Linked DNA regions of Homo sapiens: region 2 is linked to region 1. Evidence: chromatin loops called from intact Hi-C (ENCODE). Cell type or tissue: dorsolateral prefrontal cortex. All regions are shown on one strand. Each heading gives the region's core, and the rest is flanking DNA. Links, peaks and the distances in the headings are about the cores only. Region 1 overlaps LOC112267974 (a long non-coding RNA gene). Region 2 overlaps EPB41L2 (erythrocyte membrane protein band 4.1 like 2).

Evidence for each region. A loop is a pair of places that touch in the nucleus more often than their neighbours do. Peaks named below come from ENCODE experiments on the same cell type or tissue, not always from the same donor. Only the 100,000 strongest peaks of a DNase experiment are listed, where the experiment ranks them.
Region 2: a loop joins it to region 1, with 6 times the contacts of the local background. A loop is called at or near these places in 71 of 110 quality-filtered maps.

Annotation. Positions count from the first base shown.
Region 1 is chr6:130,318,592-130,328,468 of GRCh38, forward strand. It overlaps LOC112267974 (a long non-coding RNA gene), which reads left to right. Exons shown (of 3, transcript XR_002956398.2): 3 at 1-4,911. It also overlaps a transcript of SAMD3 not described here. Among named protein-coding and RNA genes, the nearest start is that of TMEM200A, 42 kb to the right of the region's middle. In dorsolateral prefrontal cortex, for the core only: CTCF peaks have their summits at 4,276 (motif pointing right) and 4,478; DNase peaks (open chromatin) are centred at 3,959, 4,280 and 6,274.
Region 2 is chr6:130,867,026-130,876,902 of GRCh38, forward strand. It overlaps EPB41L2 (erythrocyte membrane protein band 4.1 like 2), which reads right to left. Exons shown (of 20, transcript NM_001431.4): 15 at 2,538-3,101; 16 at 434-556. Among named protein-coding and RNA genes, the nearest start is that of SMLR1, 45 kb to the left of the region's middle. RefSeq lists an enhancer at 9,838-9,877. In dorsolateral prefrontal cortex, for the core only: a CTCF peak has its summit at 5,428 (motif pointing left); a DNase peak (open chromatin) is centred at 5,416; H3K27ac peaks cover 291 bases.

The sequences.
Region 1 (9,877 bases), core at 1,178-9,177:
CTAATTTTTGTATTTTTAGTAGTGATGGGGTTTCACTATGTTGGCTAGGCTGGTCTTGAACACCTGACCTCAAGTGATCTGCTCACCTTGTCCTCCCAAAGTGCTGGGATTACAGGCATGAGCCACTGTGCCCAGCCCATCTAATAAAATATTAATAGGCATGGAAAGACACAGGAAAACAGGGCCCACAAGCTGGTAAAGAATAATTAGTTGAAATTAGCCCAGAAATTACATGGATAATCAGTTATTGAAGACATTAAGCTTATTGATAAGGTTGTTAGTTCTGTTATTAAAACAGAACATAGATATTCCATATATTTATGGAGCTAGAGAAAAGATTGAACTGTTAGTTATAGATATGAAGATACAAAAATCGAATTTCTTAAGGTTAAAATTATAATGTGTGAGATAAAAAGACAGACTGGATCAATGACAGATTAGGTATTGCAGAAAAAATGATGAGTGAACTTGAAGACATGGTAATAGAAATTATCCCAAATGAAACTATCCAAGAAGGAAAAAATCCTGAACGAATCAATAAAGCATCAGTGGGTTGTGAGGCAACTTCAAGCAAACTAATACAGGAGAATTTGGAACCCCCACAGGAGAAGAGAGAGAGGGACAGAAAAACATTTGAAAGAAATAATTACTAAAAACATTTCCAAATGTGATGAAAATTATAAACCTCAGGTCTAAGAATCTTAAAGAACTCCAAGCATAGGAAACATGAAGAAAAGTATGCAAAGACACGTTATAATGAAATTGCTTAAAACCAGTTAAAAAAAGAAAAATTTAAAAGCCCGAAGCGAAAGACACATTAGATACAAAGGAAAAAAGACAAGGAGGAGAGCAGAGTTCTTGATGAAAACAATGCAAACTAGACAACAGTGGAGCAACATCAGTAAATACTGAAAAAACAAAAACAAAACTTTCAGCCTGTAATTTTTTATCCAGGGAAAACATCTTGCAAAAATGAAGGTACATATTAGTTAAAGGAATTAATCACCAGCAGACCCTGCCCTACAAAAAATGTTGAAAGAAGTCTTTCAAGCATAAGGCAAATGATGCTAGATGGAAATTTGGTCCTATACAAAATAATGAAGAGAATTAAGAAATGGCATGTAGAAAAATATAGAGAATTTTCTTATTAAATATCTTTAAAATATAATCAATGGCTTGAGGCAGAATTAAAAACCAAATATTGTGGGGTTTTAATGTGTAAGTTTAACATGTAGAAGTAAAATGCATGAAAGCAGCAGCAAAACAAATAAACAAAAAATACCCAGAAGGGGAAAATTAGAAATAATTGTAGACCTGACATGGCTAAGAAAAGAATCAGTAAACTTGAAGCAGATCAATAAAAAGTTTCCAAAATGAATTGCAAAGAGAAAAAAATAAACACACACACACATGCACACACACACGTCCCCCAACACATTAAAAAATTGTGGAGAATATGAAAATGGAATAATACAAACTATTCAATCCATCCAAAAGAAGGCAGTAAAAGGAAAAAGGCAATAAAGAACAAATGGAAAAAATGGGAAATAAATATCAAACGCATATCTAATAAAAGACTCAGATCCAGAATATACAGAGAATTCTCAAAACTCAAACAACTCTTTCCTCTTCAAAAAAAGAAATGGGGGAAATCTGAACAGAAGCTTCATCAAAGAAGATAAATGAATAGCAAGTAGGTAGATGAAAAAATGTTAAATAGCACTAATCATTGAGGAAAGGAAAACTAAAGCCACAAAAGAATGTCACTATGCACGTATTAGAATGGCTAAAATTAAAAATCAAATGTTGGGGGAGAATGTGGAGCAACTGGAATTCTCACACATTGAATGGTGGGAATGGAAAATGGTCCTGCCACTTTGGAAAACAGCTTGGCAGTTTTAAAAAAGATACATATAGCTGCTGTATGACTCAGGTATTGCGTGCTCATGTAACTATCCAAGATAAATAAAAAGATTTGCACATGAATGTTTATAGCAACTTTGTTTGTAACGGCCCCAAACTAAAAACAACCTAAATGCCCATCAACAGGTGAATAGATTAACAGTGTTACAATCAATGACATAAAGAGGAATGGATTATTGATATACTCAAGAACATGGATAAATCTCAAAACAATTATGCTGATTATTATTTATATAAATGTCTAATTCCATTTATATAAAATTCTTAAAATTACACACTGATCTATAGTGATACACAGCAGGTCCATGTCTACCTTCCAGGTATATCTGACTTCATCTTCTGTGCTTCTCTCCTTTGCTTCCTGGGCTCCAGACAAGCAAATCTTGCTGTTCTTTGAACACATCAAGAATGTGCCTGTCTCAAGGTTTACATATTTGCTGATCCCTTGACATGGGTAATGCTTCCCCAGAGAGTTTGCTCCTTACTTCATTCTAGCCTCTCATCCAATATCACTTTGTCTAACATAACTCCCAATGATCTCTGCCTGCTTGTATTTACTAGGTGAGTGTGGGCTGGACCTAGTGACTCACTTGTAGCAAATAGAATGCAATGAAGTGATAGGATGCCACCTCCACAATGAGGTTACAAAAAGAGTCTGGCTTACATCTTTCATGCTCTGTACCAGTCTTTCTCATTCTATCTTTCTTAGAACTCTTGTCAATTGCCTTACGGACAGACCTATAAGGCAAGAAACTGATATCTGTGATCGAGAGCCAGTGAGCACCTGGGGCTTGTCACTGGCCATGTGAGTGAGCTTGGAAGCAGATACTCTCCCAGTTAAGCTTGGAAATGATTGCAGCCCCAACCCTGATGGCTGACTTGTGAGAGACCTCCTTGATTCACAGGCACCCAGTTCATCTGCACCTGGATTGCTGACCCATGGAAATGGCGAAGTAATAAATGTTTGTTATTTTAAGCTGCTAAACCTCTGGATAATTTTTTATGCAGCCATAGACAACTAATCCAGAGGTGTTCCTTAGAAAACTATGTAAAATATCCCCACTGACACATACAATTCCCAGTACTCATTGTCCTCTTACCTTGTTTTTTCTCATTCAAGACATTTTTCATCATTCAAAGTATTATTATATGTTATATATGTGCTAACTTGCTGTCTGTCTCTCATTCCCCCAATAAAATAAGATGAGAACAGCATCTTATATCTAGGGCCCGAAACACTGCCTGGCCAAGCTACGTATATATCCATTACATATTTGACACCTTTATATAAAATTTGAAAAAAAAGTCTAGACTATAAGGCAGGCTCCTTTTAGCTAGATATATTCTACATATATTCAGACCTCAACTCAAGGACAGAGGCCATCACAGAAAACCAGAAGAATGAGAAATTCCTTAAGCTACTGTGTCCCTTTTTCCCTAGGATCAGGCAAACACACTACTAATTCATCATACACTTAAAAATATTTGGAAAGGAGGAATAAGCAGAGAAGACAACTACCTCTCTGGTCAAGAGGAGCTGTGAGGGCCTGATCCAGCCACAGGGTGAAAATCACTATGGGAACTCATTAGTGAGGGTTTAACTGAGCCATCAGAGAGGCAAGGCTGGAGCGAGGCATCCAAAGGGGCCAGGCAAGGGTGGAATGGAGGCTAGTCCAGAATTGGGACAGGGACAGAGGCGGAATCTGGTTCTTGGTTGAGCCACAGCTTCAGGAACCAGCAGCAGGCTGAGAGAGAGAGAGATGGACCCCAAGGAAGTTCTTTTTCTGCCCAAGCCAGAGTACAGGTCGAGGCATCAAGGCTGGAGTGGAAGGCTGGGAATCAGGCATTTTCTCATAGATTGTAGGACGAGTAAGAGCAGAAGGTACAAGTGAGATGACACGAGACATCTCCACGGAGCTGTGACTACAGATAGGTCTGCATACATAGACAGTGTTCATTCAAAGTACATTGTAGTAGCCGGGCATGGTGACACACGCCTGTAATTCCAGCTACTCGGAGGCTGAGGCAGGAGAATCACTTGAACTCGGGAGGCAGAAGTTGCAGTGAGCCGAGATTGCACCACTGCACCCCAGCCTGGGCGACAGAGTGAGTGAGACTGTCTCAAAAAACCAAACCAAACCAAAGCAAATGGTTCAATGGTTTTATGTGGGATCAATGGTTTTATGAGCAAGGTGGAAACCTAACAACCATTCATGATATCATTTTTATGTTAAGATGATTTGAGTATTCCAAGCAACTAATGCAAAAGCAGAAATTTTGAAGAATCCTAAATTTGAGTTTACTTGAATTAACAATTTCTGTCAATCGTGGAAGCTGCTGCTATGGCCCACTAGGTGGCAGTATGGGAGTGATTTGCTGGTTAACAGAAAATGGAATAGGCTTGACTCTCAAGCCACTAGTTTGTTTTTTTCCTAGCATTTAAAAGTTGACAATAGAAAATGTTCATGGAATAATAGATGGAAAGTCAGACAAGGACTATCATGCAAAGGCCATTGACATATAAAATAAAACCGTTTTACAAGCAGTTACCATGGAGCATTTTATAAAAAGTCAAAACAGCAAATAATGTCTGCTGTTCATAATAAATATAATGTTTTTAAGTGATTCTTCTGATAGGTGAATGTTAGACAGATATAAAATAGAGACAAGTGAGAGAACAGGACAACGGATACCTCTTTCCCAGACCTTGCAAAAACCAGGCTCCCTGAAGCCTCTATGTTGGGGTTTTCAGTTCCCAGATCCCTACTTCCTCTTTACCCATCCACACTCCTGGCTTCCCTGTGAGATGCTCTTGGCAGCAAATCCCTGACAAGTCACATCATTCAAGTATCTTAATTCACTCTTTCACTTGTATTTCCCTGAAATTATGGACAAAGACACACTAATATTTTGCAAGGTAAAATTTCCAATTTTTTTTTTTTTTGTATGATGAGTGCTTAGACTATTGCTGTACATGTTAAGCACCATTCAGGAATTTCCTGTCCAGGCCAGGCATGGTGGCTCACACCTGTAATCCTAGCACTTTGGGAGGCCAAGGCAGGCGGATCACTTGAGGCCAGGAGTTCAAGACCAGCCTGGCCAACATGGTGAAACACCATCTCTACTTAAAATACAAAACTTATCTGGGCGTGGTGGCATGTGCCTGTAATCCCAGCTACTCAGGAGGCTGAGGCAGAAGAATTGTTTGAACCCGGGAGGCGGAGGTTGCAGTGAGCTGAGATCGTGACACTATACTGCAGCCTGGGTCACAGAGGTAGACTCTGTCTCAAAAAAAAAAAAAAAAAAAAAAAGAATTTCCCATCCAATCAGGTTCTAAGGGAAAAGGGCAGAAAATGTGTCTTCTGGTTCCCTTTCATTAGTGTCTTTTAAGTGCTGGCTATGCAGCATATGCTCAATAAATATTTAAACCAATGAATGAATAAATAAATGGCTCAATATGATGGTGTGCATGGGATGCACAAGGGATGAATGAATAAATACACTCTGGCATTTAACATCTTGGAACTTTTTTTTTATAACATATCAATCTTGCATGATTCAAAATAGAACACTTTAAATTTAAATAAACCTTCAAAATGTCTTAACATTTTACATAGAGCAAATTACTGTTAATAATTTACAAAGTTTAGAAAGTTTAGTTTGGAAAGATTAGTTTAATCTCAAAATACTGATCTAGGATAGCAGGCTTTTTAAATTAGCAGTTACCTTCGAGATCATTAGGTCAACCCTCTTATTTTCAGATTAGAAACGAGGACTCATATTTAGTGCTTTTTTCTCCTTTTAAACAGATTGCTGCTCGAATTTGGCAAAAGCCATACATATGATGAGTATGTTAACTGTGATTGATTTTGCTGTTAAGAAATGTTTGTGAAGAATATTCTTGACAGTCTATATTTTTCATATGGTTGAATGAATTTGTGTAATATTAAGGCATAATTATTTTTGGAACTAGCTTTTTTTACCATCAAAATATAAAGTTTCATTCTTAGACACTTTTCAAATTGTGAAGCACTTTCTGGAGTGTTTGTATCAGCTTACTCTACTTTCTTTCCCCTTGAAGTTATTTCTCTTTTCTTAAAGAAAGTAGGTTAAAATGCTGCTTATTAGGAAAATTAGGCTGGGAAGAAGCCGAAAGATCTGTTAAATACCTCAAGTGAATTCCTGAATTCAAAAAATCTGAACATTATCCTTGAAAACAGCTGAAAGTAAAATAACAAAAACTACTTTTTGGAGAACATTTTTTTTTTTTTGGAATAGAAAAATGTTAACTCATTCACAGATCTTGCCCAGATGCAATCGCCTACTGGTCTGGGTTCAGCCTACACACAAGAACAAATTCTTTCCCGGTGCCTCACACTGTGAGGCTGCAGTCCAATCTTGCCAAGGAGCCAGGGGTTCTTGTGTATCTTTTTATTGCTTTAAATTATAAGTTTGTCATTTTAAATTGAACATCTTTTTACTGCCATAAATATCAGTGGAGCCTTAAATGAAATACTGCACGTACAATTCAGCTCTGAAGAACTATATCCATCCATTCATAAACAAGAGCTCTATCGAGCAGGTTTTTCCTTTAGCAGAAATCTCATTGTAGTTTTATGTATTTATGTATATGTAGTATGTTAGTCAGGGTTCTCCAGAGAAAAAGAACTTATATATAGAGAGATATGTAAGAAGGGATTTATTATGGAAATTGACTCATATGATTATGGAGGCCAAGAGTCCCTTGATATGGTGTCTGCAAGGAGAGCTAAGGAAGCTGTGTGAGGACAAAAGACCTGCGAACCTCGTGAGCTGTTCCTGCTGCAAACTCCAGAGTCTGAAGGCTGGAGAACCTGGAGGTCTGATGTCCAAGGGCAGGAGATGGTGGTGTCCCAGCTCCTGAAGAGAGAGAATTCACCTTCCCTCTGTCTTATTGTTCAGGCTCTCGACAGATTGGATGATGCCCACCCACACTCGTGAGGGCCATCTTCTTGACTCAGTCTACTAATTCAAATGTTCATCTCTTCTGGAAACATCCTCACAGAAAATAAGATTGTTTAATAGGATGCTCAAATGCTCATCTCTTCTGGAAACATCCTCACAGACACACCCAGAAATAATACTTTACCAGCTATCTGGATATCCCTTAAGCCAGTCAAGGTGACACCAAAATTAAGCATCACGCTGTGTATGATTTATGTATTTCTTTATATTTTTGGCACAATTCAATGCTGAAATTACTCTTTAAATGTCATGGTTCGAGTGTTTTGAGTTCAATGTACCCGTTCCTGAACTCATCATCATCCTCTCCTCCCACAGTAATACCGATTTAGAGAATGGGCCACATCTAGCAGCTGCCCATCAAAAATCTAGAAGTTGACCGGCCTGGCTTTCACTTGCCTACTTTTCAATTCTGTCAGACACTTAATCCTCAAGTTTGCCTCCCATGCGTCTCCCTTACATGACTGCATCTGCCACGTGGGCAGGGACTTGGTTGATAAACTCAGGGGCATATTGAGCATAGTCCTTAAAACTCAACGAATGTCAGAGGAATGAATAAATGATGAATATTTATCCAATCTATCCCCTTATTTTCACTCTTGCCATCTCGATCCTAGTTTAAGCATTAAGCATCTCTTATCTGGACTACTGCAGTAGCTTATAGTTTGGATTTTCTGACTCTATTTGTATGTCAGCCACCTGCCTTAATTCTAGCCTCATGTTTCTCTACTCTTGTCCTATGTTGTATGCTTAAATACTACTGAGCTGATTATGTCTCCTGCCATATACCCTGATATCTCCTGCCCCTATGACTTTACCTAGGATGTTTCCATCTCTAGAAATGCCTGGTCATTTTTTTTTTTTTTTTGCAAACTTCTGCTCATCCTCATTGCTGAGCCAATGTGACGTATTTTTTAGTAACTTTTTTCTGAAGTCCCAGGTTGTATTACATGCCCCCTTTCTTTTGTCCTATTGTACCTTGTACATTTCTCTAACTGAATTCTTGTATCACATTCTATTTTACTGTTCATCTGTCTGGCTTTCTCTCTGTGCTCCTTTTGGGTAGGAATTCTTTCTTAAACATTGTAGTAATTTTAATGGTGCACAGAAGGCAGTCCATAAATATTTGTACTTGTTTTTTCTTTTTGTGGAATGAACAACTTGGATGCCACAGGAATTTAGGATCGCCACTAATTACGAGTGTGTCTGCCATAGCTAGGGCCACTGAGTACAGCTGTACACATTGTGCACTGCACTATTCTGGGCATGGGTACTAGTCCCATAGAGGATAATGTGAACGTCTACTCCACCACTCCAGTTGTAAACTGCACCAGTCATCCAACCACAGGCACTACCCTGGTGGATATAGATGAGATACTGCAGTGAATACCATTTTTAACTGTAAGATAGTTATATTTTAAATTGTAATTTATTTCAGGTTTTTAATAATTGGATTTATAAACAAACATTGAACAAATAATTCCATTATAATTCACGTGATACTTTTTCTTTTCACAGGAAAGCATTTGTTTTAGCTTGGCATGTTTCTTCCCAGTATGTACCTCATAAATTATAAAATACTTTACCTTCCTTTCCTAGACTGTATTCTTGTTTCCTTAAATGAATTTGAAACCCCGGGACATGAAGTTTATACAGATGGACAGCTATAAATCAATGAATTTTACTATGAAAAATAAGCATTGGCATGTGCATTTTTTTCCATGAAACACATCAGTCAAAATTTAAACTTTAAAAAAAATCAGAGGCTAAAGAAGTTCATTCTAAAGAAAGCTGCCAGTAAACAGATATTACCATTCTCCAGATTCTAGAACTGAACTAAATTGAATTTATCATTAAATATCAAATTTATAGCTTTTAAAAAGACATTAATTTTTCTCTAGAATATCAGTAAGTCTCTTAAATATTAGAGATTTAGGACTGAAAAACATGAAATTCTCTATTTAGTAACTAGCAAATTCTAAATTAATGGATGATAAACCAGACAACTCTTTAAATAAAAATCAATCTAATAAAAATAGCCATTAGACTTATGCATCAAAAAGGTATCAAAATTAAAACTGAGTAAATGGTCAACTTGGCATGAAGCCTTACTAAGTTGATTAAAGTAGAGACTCACTAAATTGACAGCTGGTATTTACAATCTGTGTGGAACAGATATTGATATTAATATTTGTAATAACCACCATATTGAGAAGTATGCATCCAGCATTATGCTAAATGTAAGATACTTTTTAACATTTTGTCATTTTAATACTCAGAAGAATTTATAAGGTAGAAGTGACTACAATACCCATATTATGACTGATGAAACCTATACGTGAAGAGATCAACAAAGAAAATAAGGAAGAAGTGAATGAAAAATTAATTAAAAAGCATTTTTTCAAACCAATCAGGAGAATTAATGAGGCAAGCATTGTTTATCTCCAGAAATGGGATTAAAATATTAAAATATGGACCAGCCAAGAAGGCTCTAACTCTCTAGATATGGTCCATTCTACCCCTACCTGTAGCTGCCTGTCTTCTGTCTACTTTCTGAGTCTCCCATTGAAGCTGAGGTTTGAAATTCACCTGCTGATCAATGTTGCAGATCTCATGTGAGACCCTGGAAGTGGACCCATGGGATAATTGGCTGATACCCTTTCCACAGTTGCTCCTGGTAAGCCTATCGTGTGTTGGGACTCATGCCCCAATTCTGATTCATATTACAGGACCTGCTGGACCTGGAGCTATGTGCCCTGGTCTCTGATTGCTGGTTTTGGCCAAACAACAGCTCAGTACTTGCCAACCCTCACTTCCTGGTGGGCTAAACTCTGTCTACTACCTAGAGGCTCTGGCTAGGGTCCTGTTTCAATTTGAAATTCACTTTTTCCCCACCTCTTTCAGGGTTAAGATGCTACCACTTATGTGCCATCAATGCCCAGGCAATACTAAT
Region 2 (9,877 bases), core at 907-8,906, 550 kb after region 1:
TGGGTCAATCTTCACGGAGTTAGAGAGGGAAAGAAGCCTAAATCACATCCACAATTAGATCGGATTATTATTAATCGATGAATTATATCAGATAAACTTTGCAAGACAATTTGTTTCCTAAGTGTACACAAACATTCTTAGATATGTCAACTCAGAAATGGCTTTCAATCATATGAACAAGATTGATACTGTCTGTCCTAAATAATCATATGTACAGTTCCCCTATAATTACTGGGTTACCAATTTAATTGCAGCTCTCTGTCTCAATCTAAGAGAACATAGCAAATTATGTTGTTGAAGTACACTTACAAAGTGCAGATACAAAAAGCTACATCAAAGCCAGAAACATGTAAACTAAGAGAAGAAAGAATGAAAACATAGATACACTAAGGGAAAAAAGAGCTCGAACAGTCCAAGTCTAGAGCTTTTGTACCTGTGGAGACTCATATGTGATGGTTTTGGTCTCAGTTTGGACAATGGGGACTTCCTTGGTGGAGATTTCTGTCCTTTGTGAGGCATCAGAAATTGTTACCATCTCTGTTTTTACCACTGGTGGCTGAGGTGGAAAAGGAAGGGAAAAATAAATTCTAGAGGTAATAAAGTAAAAGTGTTTAATGGAACCTTCACAAATAATAGTAAGAAACATATCCAAACACACACTCATGCACAAAAGAAAAGAGTAAAAGCAAACAACCTAAAACAAACAAAAGAAATAAAAGAAAAATTTTCCTTCAAATATATCATATATACACATACATACATGTGCACATAGATACGTACATATATATGAATGTGTGTATGTGTACATACACATATATGAAAAATAAGTTGACATGATGGCTTCCTAAATTATGTTACTCTTTAAATTAAGATGGTCCCAAACTACTTTTATGTCAAGCCTAGTGTATAGTGACACACACACACACACACACACACACACACACACACTCTCTCTCTCTCTCTCTCTCTCTCTCCTCCTCCCTCCTTAGCTTTGGGCAAGTAATAATAAATTGAAAAGAAAATAGAATGAACTATGTGAAGTGACTTGTCTCTATTTTTATTATAATTTAAAGGACCACATAGTTTGTGTGAAGGCTCACTGCCTTTAACTGGCATGCCAGCTAGGTAGGCTAAGATTTGTTCTTCTGCCCACAATACCTTTTCTGCCTTATTGTTAACAGACACACCATTTTCAGAAAGGATGTCTTCAAGTATTACTGTTTTCAGTTATACCTGTCTAAAATTTGCAGTGTTTCTTCTGTATTACCTAAGTTAAAATGCTCTATCTAAAATTACTCCATCAATGTTACACCAATGCTTTGAACAATTTAAAACATTAAAGGAAATATTCAACGGCTTATTAACATTTTAGTCTGCCGAGTATGCATGCTTAATATTAATGCAACACCAGACTATACTACTACCAAAATACTGCAGTACTTTCTTTGAGAGAACATTCTCAACAGGCATAATTATTTAAAGAGGAGTAACGATATGTTAAATACAGAATAGTTCAAAGTGTTCAAAGACTCTTGAAAAATCTTCTCTAAAGTGAAACAGAAGTTTAAAAGTAACATGGTTAAAATCCACTTAATTATTTTAAGACAAAGTCACTTCAACATTTTCCATCCCATCGAAGAGAACAAAATAAATCTCTGTACTGTGGGCATTTAATATTAAAATCAAGAAATATTCCCAAGGAAATAAACCCTCCCTCAGCCTAACTCCCAAATGAGAGACACTGCACTTAGTGACCAAAAAGTTCTCTTCTTTGAAAAGAAAAAGATTCATGTCCAATGTATAGATAATCCACAAAACATATAATCATCTGGCAAATACTCCAGAATTGACATCAGGATAGAATGAGAAGCGAGGATATCCTCCTATCAAATAGCCTAGCCTCTGGCTGCCTGGAAGAAAAGAAAGGCTCTTAACAAAACCATACAACCCCTGCAATCCCAAAACAGAAATCACAGTGGCATTCAAGAAATAACATTCTCATCACTGCTGGATACTGCATTCAGAGAACCACGGTAATCAGAGACTGCTGTCATTTCTAAAACTCTGAAGCTGAAGAATGAGCCAAGAAGTCAAACCCAATCATGACATCAGGGGCACACACACTCAGCAGTGACCATTTTTTTTTTCAACATTACATATACATTTTTCTAATTAAACCAAAAGGGGAAAAAAAGGCATTTAGTGTGAGGAAGCAGTGCAACTGAAGACAAAACAGTTGAAAACACCCAAAACATGCAAAGAAAAATTTAAATGTGAAAAGGGAAGGAAAAATTGATGTGGTGCTTCTAGGAAAGTTTACCCTACAGGTGTCCAGTGGCCGCAGAGAAGCTGGAACCCATGAACTGGGCGGGCAGAAAATCCACAAAGCAGTGCTTCCCCCTTCCTCCCATGAGAGAGAAAAATCAGATTCTTGTTGAAAAAAGCTGAAGAACTGGGAGGACAGGAGAAGAAAGGCAGGAGTTCCCCATCTGAGAAGCAGCTCTAGAGTTTGGCTCCCACCTGGGACTCCCATTTACCTCTGAACAACAAATAATTTGTGGCAAAACATCAATGTCAACATGGGACACCTCTCCGTTAACTTTCTGTGGCTCTTCCTCTGCTTCTTCTCCCATGTCTTGCTTAAGAGCGCCTTCGTGTACACTCTTCTCTCCGGGTATCTTTTGGGCACCTACATTTTCCTGGATCACTGTTTCTACTGTGATTACACTGGCACCTGCTTGTGTGACTGGGCTGGCTTCGGGCACTGCTTCCTCCCTCTCTACTACCTTGGCTGCCGGGCGGGGTTCTTCCTCCACCTCTTCTTCATACTCCTGTTCCTCCCTGATGGTGCCCTCGGTCACTCGGTGGTGGGGACGGTACTCTCCCACGTCTTCCTCCTCACTCTCACTGCTGCTGCTGCTGCTCTCAGAAGACAGGGAGGTGGAGTCTTTTTGTGTCACAGGCTCCACCTTACGAATCTCCCCAGGACCACTCCCAGGTGATATCTCTTTACCATTCATTTCTTCTGTGATTACTCTTTCGTCTTTCCCAACCTCTGCCCGCTTCTTCTCCTCCACTATATTCAGAGTCTCATGTGAACTCTGTACAAAAAAAGATGGATGAGGGAAAACAAAAATATATGAATAAATAAAAACAACGGAAACCCAAATTAACCGATGGCAGATTCATGTCATGGAGAAAAACAAAGATGATTATGATGGCTGACTGAAAGGGAAGCGGGGCAAACGTGAGGGCAATGAGAAACGTGAGGCAATGGTGTTAACATGGAAAAAGGGGAGAACCTTAACAGCATCCCTGGCTCCAGTGCAAGGCCCTTCTGACTCGGGAGCACGTGTCTGCAGAACAAAAAGCAACCGAGGACACAAAATCAATACAGTTTTACCTCAACAACCACTGAAACAAACATCTGACACTGCAAAGACAAAACAGCAAGAATCAACATCTACAGAAACCTCTGCTCAAGGTCACATAGAGGACAATCAAGACAAATGCCAAAAAGCTTACAAAAAGACACAAAAACAGCCAGCATCCTCCCAAAGAAGTAAAATGCTTTTATTATAGATATACCTATAAGCTCTACCTATGTAGTTAAAACAGTTTACAAAAATTGAATTATACCAAAGCTGACTCATCATTTTAAAGAAAAAAATTTAACTTTTAAAACCTAGTAACAGTTTTGGTTTTAATCAGACTATAAAGTCTAGCCTGGAACGCTGATTCTTAAATGAACACAGCACCAAGGAGATGGCACTTTTATTTTTTGCTGGTTTTCTTTAAAAAAAAAAAAAAAGTTTTAATTGGCAAAATTATAGTTAGCCTCAGAAGGCTATTAACATGAAAATGTTCATTCCAGAAATGGTTATTAACTTTCCAATTCGTATCATAGGTTGGCAAAGGCTATATTATACAATAGGGTGGGTGTCAATGGTGACTCCAAGTGTTTCCTTTTACAATTTAGCTCCTCTACTAGCATCTTTGAAATCTAAACTCAGTCAAGTTTATTATTTGACATGTTCACTCCTATCCCCTTCAGACATCTACTTCTTGGGAGTAAAGTAATTTACTCCAGTTGAGTAATATAGCACCTAAATGTTCAATAAATATCTGTTGACTTAATACATTAGGAACAAATTACTATGTTATGATATTATTAACTAGGGTGGAAACCTTTTTGTACAGAGGGGTTTTTAAAGCTTCACATTTTTCTCACACTTACAAAAAGTCTGCTTTACAATGATATAACTCAAGCATGGCCAACTTTTTGACTTCTAGGTGGTACTACTGCCTATGATCTAACTTAAAAATAATTCAGCTAGAGCCAGGAGCCCTATTTATTCACGAAAGTGACTCCATTCTGGATGGAGAAGGGCACCACACCACTGAGCCCTCTGGATATTGTTGTGAAGCTGCCAAGGTACTAACTGGACTGGAGCCTCTAATAGACAGCAGGGCTGAGTTCATCTCTCCCAGACACTTGGACAACCATGAGCTGAAGATCCTAACATCACACACACACGTCTCTGCAGCACTGTCAACGTCTACTCACAAACTCTCTTGGACCTGCCCTATTATTCTTAAACACATGGTAAGGGCATGGTTTCATTGACCCAAATTAATACCATGTAAATCACATTACTAACAGAAGACAGCTATCTTTCCAGTTTTATTGAAAACTCAGAGGTTTCTAGATATTAAACTGAAAAAACTCTCAATCTATTTTGATAAGCAGGTAAAATTTAACCATGACTACATATAATAAACATATCCAGTGACCAGAACATTTCTGAAACACACATTTCATTATTATTATAGATCAGTGAATTATTATTATTGTTATATCTTAACCTCAATTAGCTGGATAGGTTCTGCCCAAGTTCAGGGAATTCCTTAGGGTCATTCAAAAGCAATTATGTCATGGAGCATGGGAGGCACTTCAGATTTTTTCCATATAAACAGAATTTTAAAAATAACATGCCATCAGAGGATGCCTGAAATTTGGGGTTTTGAAAATGTCAACTCTGCAAAGCATATCTGGTTGAGGGTTTCCCTCTGCTTAACAGCCCAGACTCTGGAACTTAATGATTTAAATTATTCTCTGAATTTAGGCAGATTTTTTTTTTCTTTGACCAAAGAAGCAGGAGAAACATCCAATCTATATCTTTTCTTCATGTTCCAATTCAGTCATTGTTTCTTGAATGTTTCTCCCAGGAAGAATTAATTTCACCAATGAAAGCACTGGAGGGAATGGTGCCTGAATATTTAAAAAAATGAAAATCTCTCTCATATGTGGCTTTTAGTAACAGGGGAAACAAAGTAAAATGCACCTCAAGCAAGTGTGAGAAGGGCGAGGAAGAAAGCTTTTCAGAAGGTGCATTAGCGCTCACAACAGCGCCCTCTGCTGTCCAAGTGGTGGCTGAAGTGAAGGTGGCTTTCATGCTATCAGAAAAGCCCTTTTCACTAAACAAAATTGATGTTATCTCCTCTTCTAGGCTCTAGAGAGGTCAGAAAAGGAAGAGCAAAGAATTAGCAATAAGTCAGAACAGACAGCAGTGACCTATTGGAAGAAAGGAAAGGTTACACAAGAAAGAACAACAGAACAGCATAAAATGAAAGAAAAGATGAGAATTCTGACAGATTCTGGAGCAGGCTTATGAAGAGGTTTGTGAGCGCCAGCTTTTCCACCCTGCTTGAGAATCTTTGATAGTTGCGACCTCCAGAAACCAGTGAAAACTGCTTGGCTGATCACCAACTGAGCACAACCGACCCACCCAAACGCCATTTCATATATTCTTGAGGTAGTTCCTTGGCCTTTCTCTGCACGGAATGGCCTCTTCAGTGGCCCCTACACTTGAAATGCTTATTCCTGTGTTACAGCTTGGGCAGTCCTCCCTCTCCTGCCTCCAAGGCCCTTCTTTGCCCTTATCTGCACATTCTGGGCCTTTCCAGTTTTCTAACCTCCCTGAGGCCCACTTCATAGTCTGCATTTTCTGTAAGGCCTTCCCTCACCACTCCAACTCCTACAATCTCCCTCCTCAATACCACCTTAACTCTCTGTACAACAAACATTCTGACAGCAGCCCACATTCATTCCCTCAGGCGTGCTAAATATGCCACAGAGTAAATTACCCTGTCCCCTTTTTTTGCAAAAAGAAACAGGTAAAGAAAAACAATTCAAAATAGGAAGACAAACTCAGAGTTGAAAGCTCAATGAGCAACGTGAAAATTATTTCTCCCTAAATTAAACCATTAAAGCAAATTTAACTTTGCTGTGTCTGGCTCTTAAACAATGGCTCCCAACCTGCCTGAGGGACAGCAGAACTGTCCTTAGAAACTTGAAATGTCAATATTCAAGAGTCATCATGAAGCACCCCCTCATGTCAGAAGTGTGAGAATAATTCCTAATAAACCCCACTATTCAGGTTTTTTTTTTTTTTTGAGACGGAGTCTCGCTCTGTCACTCAGGCTGGAGTGCAGTGTGCCGCGATCTCGGCTCACTGCAACCTCTACCTCCCAGGTTTAAGTGATTTTCCTGCCTCAGCCTCCCCAGTAGCTGGGATTATAGGCGTGCAGCACCATGCCCAGCTAATTTTTATATTTTTAGTAGAGACGGGGTTTTGCCATGTTGGCCAGGCTGGTCTCTAACTCCTGACTTCAGGTGATCTATCCTCCTCGGCCTCCCAAAGTGCTGGGAATACAGGCGTGAGCCACCGCACCCAGTCACTATTCAGAAATCTTAAAGAAAAATCAATGACGCTCCTAAGGGGCCCCTTCATACTGTGAGCTAAGAAGGGTGAGGAGCGCAGAAAGTGAGGTGAGGAGGGTGAGGGGAGTAGGCACTTGCAATATTCAGCAGAGGAAAAAGCTTTTGGACTGACTTAACTTCATTACCATCTCTATGATTACATCGTCCCTTGGGGAAGTGGGGGTGGGTGGGATGCCCTTCCCAGTGAGAGATCACTGGGGAATTTAAAGAAGTGCCACACATTTCGTTATCCAATGACATACCTTCAAAAGTACCTTACAACTCAATGTACATAATCTCTTAGACTCAGGAGAGAATAGTCTATGCAAATTTAAGTCATCATAATTCATACAACACGTTAAGAGGATTACAATAGAGTTATTTACCCATTAAAGATTAAATGACTTGGTTTCCAATTTTCTGCTCTACTCTCAAAATTGTTCAAACTACAGCCACTTTGAAAATGCAATGTATTTTTTTTTTTTAAAAAGAAACTATTCCTGCTTTTTTAAAAAGCTATAAAAGCCCATATTATAGAAATTTGGAAAAGTGGTCAAATTATATACTTATGCATAATTTTTTTATTTTACTTTCAATAAGAATTACAATTCAAAGATAAACGAGAACCCCTGCAGAATTAACAGTAAAATGAAGATACAACAAAGACAGAAATTGAAAAGGTACTCTGGTAAAGTCAAAACACTCCCGTAGACAAATGCTCACATACTTTCAACTAATAGTAGTATGTTATTTAAAGAAAAACAAAAAAGATACAATGTAGGTGGTCAATAAATGTTTGTTGGGCAAACGGATGAATGGATGATTGTAATAAGAACAATCTATATGAATGTCAAAAAAGTATGTATTTTCCTGCATGTATTGGAGAGGAAAAGAACAGAAAAACAAGTAACTTCAAGTACAGATAAACCACTTGGGGGCTTTTCCAGATTTAAATTTCACATTAACATCACTTTAATGTGACTTCTATGACAAGATATTTTACACTGTACATTCCTAAAACATGAGATCCAGAAAAATGATAATAATTTTAAACATCTCCACTAAAATGTCAAAGTTTCCTACTGCAAAAATCCAAGGACATCACTTTAAATTTGATCGAATGATACCATGTGATTGCTTCTGAAGGACAGGTTATGAAAAATACGTAATATTTCAAAGCATGTGATATTAAAGTCCTCATTATACACATGGAGTCTAATTGGCTTTGGTTTCAGGCTAACCTTTAAAGTATATAAATATGTCACTTGGTTTAGCTTCATGACATTATCTTTCTCATTTGCAATGTTCTGAAAATATTTCATCTCAACTAGACCATAAACTCCTTATTTCTACTTATTTTGCCTCCTTTCCCAACCCTGCTACGTGTTCTGATGAATACTCTCTACCAATTAACAGAATCTACTTTGTGGAAGGGAATCACTGTTTCCTTATTAATAATCTCTGTTCTCATTCACAGCCCCTATAATCTATTCCTCATCCAGTGCCAGGGGGACTTCTGTCAGAAACAGGTGGGATTCTGCCACTACTCACCTTCAAACTCTCCAATGCTTTCCCATCATTCTTATTGTACAATTCCAAACTGTTAGCATGGCCTTTAAGATCGTGACATGACCTAGGGTCTAACCTCTTTGAATTTTCCTTCCTTCGTGCTCCCCCTTGCTCACCAAGCCCCTGTCATTTGGTCTTTCAGTTCCTGTGTTGTGGCTCGTCCTTACACGTGGATACATTTTCACATGTCCACCTGGTTATCATTAAGGTTTCAACTCAAATGTCATCTCCTCCTGACCACAATGACAAAACGGTCTTCCTAATCCCCTCCTAACACAACATTGTATTTCACCTTCTTAACATTTACTTCCTAGTGTCTGAAACTTTCCAAGTACCAATTAGAAAATTTTCTAATCACCAGCCGGGTGTGGTGGCTCACGCCTGTAATCCTAGCACTTTGGGAGACCAAGAAGGGCAAATCACGTGGTCAGGAGTCAAGACCAGTCTGGTCAACATAGTGAAACCCCGTCTCAACTAAAAACACAAAAAAATTAGCCAGACTTGGTAGCAGGCACCTGTAATCCCAGCTAAACAGGAAAGTTGCTTGAACCCAGGAGATGGAGGTTGCAGTGAGCCAAGATCATGCCATTGCACTCCAGCCCGGGCGAATGTGCAAGAGTGCATCTCAAAAAAAAAAAAAAGAAGAAAGAAAAAAAAGAAACTTTTCTAATTAACTATTTCCATGTCTCCTCCACTAGACTCCAAGCTCTCCAGTCCCAGCAAATAACAGACTGACCACCTGGCTAAGTAAAATCAGTAGAAAGAGAAGAATGAGGATGTAAAAGCAATGGAAAGTGAACTTCCTCACCAGTGTCAGAAATGTCACACATGCAGGAGCAGAGAGAGAGGTGAGGGGCTGCTATGGTGCATCAAAATCTTTGTTCCCATTAAAAATCTTACAAGTGAAAACTCAAAAGGTTTCCATATGTAATTAGTAAACTCATCATCTAAGGCACATAAGTGGTTATTTTAACAACACGACATGCATAAGTATTGTACAAACAGTGCACTTTCACATGAAATCAGTTTCCCAACTGTCAGCCACATACATCAAATTAGGAATCAGTTATCACCTAAATTGGTTGATGTTTCTGTATTTCAAATTTTGACTTTTCAAGTGCTTCTGCAATATGGTATTTCTCATCCAACAATCCTATGCTTCTATACACAGGGGATTTAACTTTTTAAATGCTCAAAAATCATTTCAAAAAAATTTTAGTATGACACACAGGAAAAAAGAAATCTTATGGCTGTGGATAGAAACAAAAGGAAAGGGGGAAAAAGCAAGAGTAGATCCAAGGGTGCAAGGTGAACACCTTGTCCGTCTCCTGAGCTTTTTCTTCAACTGTCCATATTGTCGGCATCAGGTACTTCTCCTTCACGGATAAAATATCCTTGAAAAGATGGTCTCCTTTTCTCTATTGTTTTAAACAATAGACATAATCAACAAATAAGACACATACATTACACCTATAGCAACACAAACACAAAATACTGACCCAGTGTGGGTCAATGACACACACCAGGAGAAGTGGCACATAATGG